Linked DNA regions of Homo sapiens: region 1 is linked to region 2. The links are chromatin loops, found by intact Hi-C in ENCODE. Cell type or tissue: ovary. All regions are shown on one strand. Links, peaks and the distances in the headings refer to the core of each region. The heading gives the core; the rest is flanking DNA.

Evidence for each region. Peaks named below come from ENCODE experiments on the same cell type or tissue, not always from the same donor. Only the 100,000 strongest peaks of a DNase experiment are listed, where the experiment ranks them.
Region 1: a loop joins it to region 2, with 4 times the contacts of the local background. A loop is called at or near these places in 1 of 110 quality-filtered maps.

What each region holds. Positions count from the first base shown.
Region 1 is chr1:29,468,418-29,471,220 of GRCh38, forward strand. All of the region lies in intron 1 of LOC107984933 (a long non-coding RNA gene), which reads left to right. Among named protein-coding and RNA genes, the nearest start is that of LINC01756, 120 kb to the left of the region's middle. In ovary, for the core only: no CTCF peak of the experiment used is centred there; a DNase peak (open chromatin) is centred at 1,214.
Region 2 is chr1:29,239,709-29,242,511 of GRCh38, forward strand. The region is part of intron 1 of PTPRU (protein tyrosine phosphatase receptor type U); the gene reads left to right. Among named protein-coding and RNA genes, the nearest start is that of PTPRU, 4.6 kb to the left of the region's middle. In ovary, for the core only: no CTCF peak of the experiment used is centred there; a DNase peak (open chromatin) is centred at 1,293.

The sequences.
Region 1 (2,803 bases), core at 181-2,680, 230 kb after region 2:
AATGATGGTCCCACCTACCCACTCCATTCCACTTGAGCCAAATCGACAGAGACAGCAAGCAGGGAAGTCACTGCAACTCCTCCCCAACCCACACCCACATGCGCATGCACACGCATACACACACACGTCTTGGGCTCCTGAGAATTCTGGGTCTCTTGGGGGAGAGTCTGTTGTTCAGGATATAAGAATACTTTGAGCCCAAGGACAGACGTGCACATTTGTTTCAGGGTGTGGGTGTGCATGAGTGTGACTTTGTGTGTGTGCCAGAGGTCTGAGGCTGAGGCCGTGGCTATCCCTGAGGGTGAGGGTGGTGGTCTCGAGAGAGTGCTTTCCTTCCAGAGCATGTAGGCCCCTGTCTCGGCAGGTCTGCTGTACCCCCTGCCAGTCCTGCTTGTGGTTGGACGCTCTCTCTGAGCTGCTGCCCCCACCTCTTGAAACTCTGGGCCACAGGGGTGGGGACAGAAAGCCAACTCTTCTCTATTTGTTTTTTCAATGATGGAACCAAACACATTTAAATTTAAACTCTTCACAGGAGATAATTTTTCCTAATCACTCAGCTTTCTGCACAGATCTCCACGACTTGATTACTTCTAATTAGGTTAATAAAATGGAGAGTGATTTCTTTTCTCTGAATATATGAATGGTCTCCGAGACAGCCCCAGTGTTGCAGAGCCCAGAGTGGGGCCTGCCCAGATGAGACCTCTGTCCTCCGAGTGGCAGAGGGACTTGCCCAGGGTCACACCACAAGCCAGTTGAACTCAGGTTTGTCTGCTTCAGAAACCCAAACTCTTAATCATCACATGATTGGCAGGAGAGCATCCCCCCCACTTCCCACCTAGGAGAGCATGGGATCAATGGTTGCATCCTCCCCAGGGTCACGGCAGTGGGGCTGGGACCCAGGGAGGCCTAGAGAACTGGCGTCAGGGTGTGGGTCTCTCCTGGACAAAACCTCCCTCAGGTCCCTTTCTAACTGCAGACCCTGTCTGTGACCTGAATCACAGAGTCCCTTTCACCATAAATAGGGTTGGGGAAATGATTCCAGGAAACCAGAATTGCCAAAATACCAGGGTGCTTGGAAGAACATTGTAGAGTTGCTGGCCAAGGAGTTCAGAGAGACCCAGGGAGGCACCTGGCCCTCTGCCCTGACTCATCCTGGACATCTGTGGTCTATGTCTATGGAAGTAGGTCACCGTCAGAGCCCTGCCAGACATTGCCCCATACAACCTCAGAGGGCTGACCCCACCCCTCATGGCTGAGGCCACTTGGCCCTGCTCCCAGGCTCACTGCCCGAGCCCTGGATTGGTCCTGACCTATAGCGGTTTTACTCCATGGGGTTCATCACCAAGGCCTGGACTCTGGGCTTCGGCCCCAGTGCTGGGCACTTTACATACACTGTCATCATCTCCTCCTTCCAGCCCTCTCTGTGCTCTGCAACTATTCATTGAATCCTCACCCTGTGTGACCCTGCTGAGAGCTTCTCAGAGCCTCAGTTTCCCCATCTATAAAAGAGATTTAGACTCAGTTTTTTGGAGGACTTTCTGATTATGGCATCTTAGGATTAACTTTTCCTCCTTTTCTCTTTCTCTTCTCTGCTTTTCACTTTCTCTTTCAACTTGAAGTTGATCCGGGGTAGCCCAAATGGGGTCACACGGTGACACTTATTATTAGCCTCTATCAGCAAAGTGGACACTCACTCTAGCAGCCCCAGGATGGACACAGAGATAAAATCCACGTCTGGGAAAACAAAGGGACTCCTTGTTCCCGCAAGTACACAGACACACTTGCACACCCTACTTTGTGCTGAGACTCATCTGCAGGAAAAGCCACCACCAGCTCAAAGAGATGGGATTTATCAACCAGCGCCAGCCCCAGGGCCGGGCCTGCACCCTCCCATGGCCCAGAACCAGCTGCCACCATCTGGTCCATCCATATTTCTCTGAGGACAGAGCTGGCGAGGGACCAGCCCAGGAAGGCAGGAGACAGAGCGTCTGGAGCCAGAAGCCTAAAGACAGGTTAATCCACATCCTGTGGCTACAGACAGGCCCAGGGGATAATTTGGAGAAAGGGGACAGGCAAGTATACAGCCAAGGGGCCTGGACTCCCCATGTGGAGCCACAGACTGGAGGGTAAATAGAGGGCTGAGAGCTTCCACTAAGCAGAGTCGGCACCTGCCCGGCCCTGTGGGTGAGCATCCCCTCAGAACTTTGCACCCTGGGTGCCTCAGTCTATCCTCCCAAGGGGTGACATAAGGCCCTGCCAGTTCCGTCCCTCCTTGCATGGCTGTGGCTGCTGAGCCCCCACTGGGCAACAAGAGGCTCCAGAGCAAAGGGCCAGTCCTGCCCCAGCAGAGGGAGCTTAAAGGGTACCAGGGCTGGGAATGTGGGGAAGGGCAGGTGTGGATTTTGGGACTGGCCTGGTGTTGAATCGCCGCCACTGGTTCACCCTGAGCAGCTTCCTCTCCCTCTCTGAGCCTCAGTTTCCTCGTCTGCTAAATGGGGCAAGAAGCCTGCCTGGGAGGACACGTGGGCTCCCCTGGGCACGGGAGGGGCATCCGCAAGGACTCAGTGCATATTTATTCCCATCCTCTCTGCAGACCCATGGCACCTGGCTTCAAGTCAACGCCAAGCAAATACCTATGAACCTGGTGAGAGAATGAAACGAGCTCATGCTTGCGTCTGCACTCACGGCAGCACAGTCTAAAGCCATGTTGGGAAATTGAACAACCAGAGTCCTCACTGGATAGCACCCTTGGGGTTTGGCTCTCAGACATCAGGGAGGCTTGCCTTAGGCTGGGCAAGAATTG
Region 2 (2,803 bases), core at 163-2,662:
TCCTAGTTGCCCTCCTGCATCCTGGAACGTCCTGTCTGCCCTCTCAGAGACTCTTTCATCTGTCTCCTTCTGTCCGTCCTCAGCTATCTTTCACCTGCAGGAAGACTCCAGCCTCCTCCTTCCCTCTTTCCCTCATGGTGCCAGGGATCTTTGTAAAGTACATTTTAACTCAAAGGGTTTAAAACCCTTTGAAGGCTCCCCATTGCCTTCAGGGTGAAGTCCTTATCCCTTGGCCCTGTTGCTGGCTCTAGCTCCTGCCTGCCTGTCCAGCTGCATCTTGTTTTGTGTCACTGCCCCTTGCATCCTATGATCTGGCCAGCCTGACCTTCTTACCAAAGACCCAAATGCCCACAGCCTGCTGTCTCCTCTCTGGGCCTTTGGGCAAGCCGTGCTTTCTCTGCAGAACTTTCTAACTCCAGCTTTTTGCTGGTGAACTCCTGCAACTTGATGGGCTCTCAGCTGTAAGCATCATCCAGTCCCTGAAGCCTTCCTCGGTGATGCCCTGTCCTAGCCTAGGAAGTCGGGGGGTGGGGGTCAATTGGATTTTTACATAGCATTGTAATTATTGTAATTACAGTTTATTAGTGCTGTCTCCCTTACCAGACTGAGAGCTGAGGACAGAGACTGGGTTTTTAGTTTACTTCTGAATCTTAGTGCCAGGTACAAGGCCTGGCCCACCGGGTCTGAATAAATATATATGGCCTGAAAGAATAAAGTTTAAGGGGGCCAGGTTCAGAGGTGGAGATGCCAGATGGGGGTGCACTGATTCCACTGAAGGTAGAGATTGAAGAACCAGGTTTCCCTCCAGGAATCTGGAAAATTCCTGGAGGGTGGGGGATGGTGTTATGTTGTGAAAAGGCCATGTTGAGAGTGTCATCTGGGAGCTTTGAGTTGGGGAGGTTGAGTCCCTGGCAAGAGACTGAAGGGAACGGGCCTCCTGCCTGCCAGCCCCTCCCCCAGGCTCTGGCCCCACCCCTAGCAGCTGGCAGGGCCCTTCCAGCCCCCAGTCTCAGGCTTTTGTGATGGGGCCTGGCAGTTGGTGAGACGTTGAGTCTCAACGGTCTGTGTGAGTGGCTGGGGAGGAGGGAGGGAGCCCGCAGGGCCCTGTGTTAGGAGAGGGAGGGAAGCTTCCTGGAAGACCCTCCCTTAGTCCTCAGTCCTAGATCCTAGGGTGGGCGGGTGGGGTCACAGCCTCTGTTCTCACCGCTTGTGCACCGGAGGGAAGGGAGGAGAACTGCATCCCGTGGTGGCCCTGGCAGATGGGGTTGGGGAGGCTGGCTGAGGTGTGTGCAGATGTGACTCTAGCATCTGGGCAGTCAGAGTGGGGGGTGTGTAGGGATTGTAACTAGGGGCATGGACACATGTGACCTGTTAGGGTGTCTAGCCATCTGGTTATCGTGTGGTGTGGCAGGATCTGAGTTTGGAGTAGGGAGGTAACCAGCTGCTTTGACCCCTGGGGAGCCTGGTGCTAAGGGTGTCTGGCTATCCAAGTATCACATTCCTGGAGTTGGGTGCAGAGCTATTTGGATGGGTGGTGTCTCGCTATCTAGGTGTGGACAACCCAGTACCAGCATGTGGGAGGATCAGGGTGTGCAGACAGAGGCTATCCCAGCATCCCTGGGGCTGGAGGTGGGTGTATCCATGTGTCTGGGAGTCCTCAGGTTAGTGGGTATTTATAAGTGGGGAGTGTCTCTGTGTTGTGTCCAGGTATGGGGCTGGCCAGGTGCCTGAGTGTCTGGTTGTAGGGGTCCCCAAGTGTCCGGGTATCTGAGGGTGGGGGTATCTGTGTATGAAACAACAGGGACCCAGTCATTGAAGTATCCAGTTGTTAGTGAGTCTGGGTGTGGGGTGCCATGTGTCTATTTTTTTTTTTTCTTCTTCTTCTTCTTCTTCTTCTTTTTTTTGAGATGGAGTCTCACTCTGTCACCCAGGCTGGAGTGCAGTGGCGTGATCTTGGCTCATTGCAACCTCCGCCTCCCGGGTTCAAGTGATTCTCCTGCCTCAGCCTCCTAAGTAGCTGGGATTACAGGCGCACGCCACCATGCCTGGCTAATTTTTGTATTTTTAGTAGAGACTGGGTTTCGTCATGTTGGTCAGGCTGGTCTTGAACTCCTGACATTGTGATCTGCCTGCCTTGGCCTTCCAAAGTGCTGAGATTACAGGCGTGAACCACAGCGCACGGCCTTTTCTTCTTTTTTATTCAGATGGAGTCTCGCTTTGTCACCCAGGCTGGAGTGCAATGGCATGATCTCGGCTCACTGCAACCTTTGCCTCCTGGGTTCAAGCGATTCTCCTGCCTCAGCCTCCCGAATAGCTGGGATTACAGGCACCCGCCACCATGCCTGGCTAATTTTTGTATTTTTAGTAGAGATGGGGTTTCACCATGTTGGCCAGGCTGGTCTTGAACTCCTGACCTCAGGTGATCCACCTGCTTCGGCCTCCCAAAGTGTTGGGATTACAGGTGTGAGCCACTGTGCCTGGCCTCATGTGTCTATTTGTATGTTTAGATGTGGAGGTGCCCTTGTGACCTATGGTGGTGTCCATGTATCCAGGATGTGTCCACAAGGGGTGTGGACGTGTTGGGTGGGAATGTCCTGGTGGCTGTACCCAACTCAACCTCTGGTAGCCCCTTCCCTGGGACTTGCCTCCTGATCGCTCTTCAGACTCCAAAGCCAGAAGCCTTGGAAGGGGCCCCGATAGTTCTGTTTTTCAACGGTCAGCCTAGAGCTGTGTTATCTAATAGAACCTTCTGTGGTGATGGAAATTGTCCTCTACCTGCATTCTCCAATACGGTGGCTCCTGA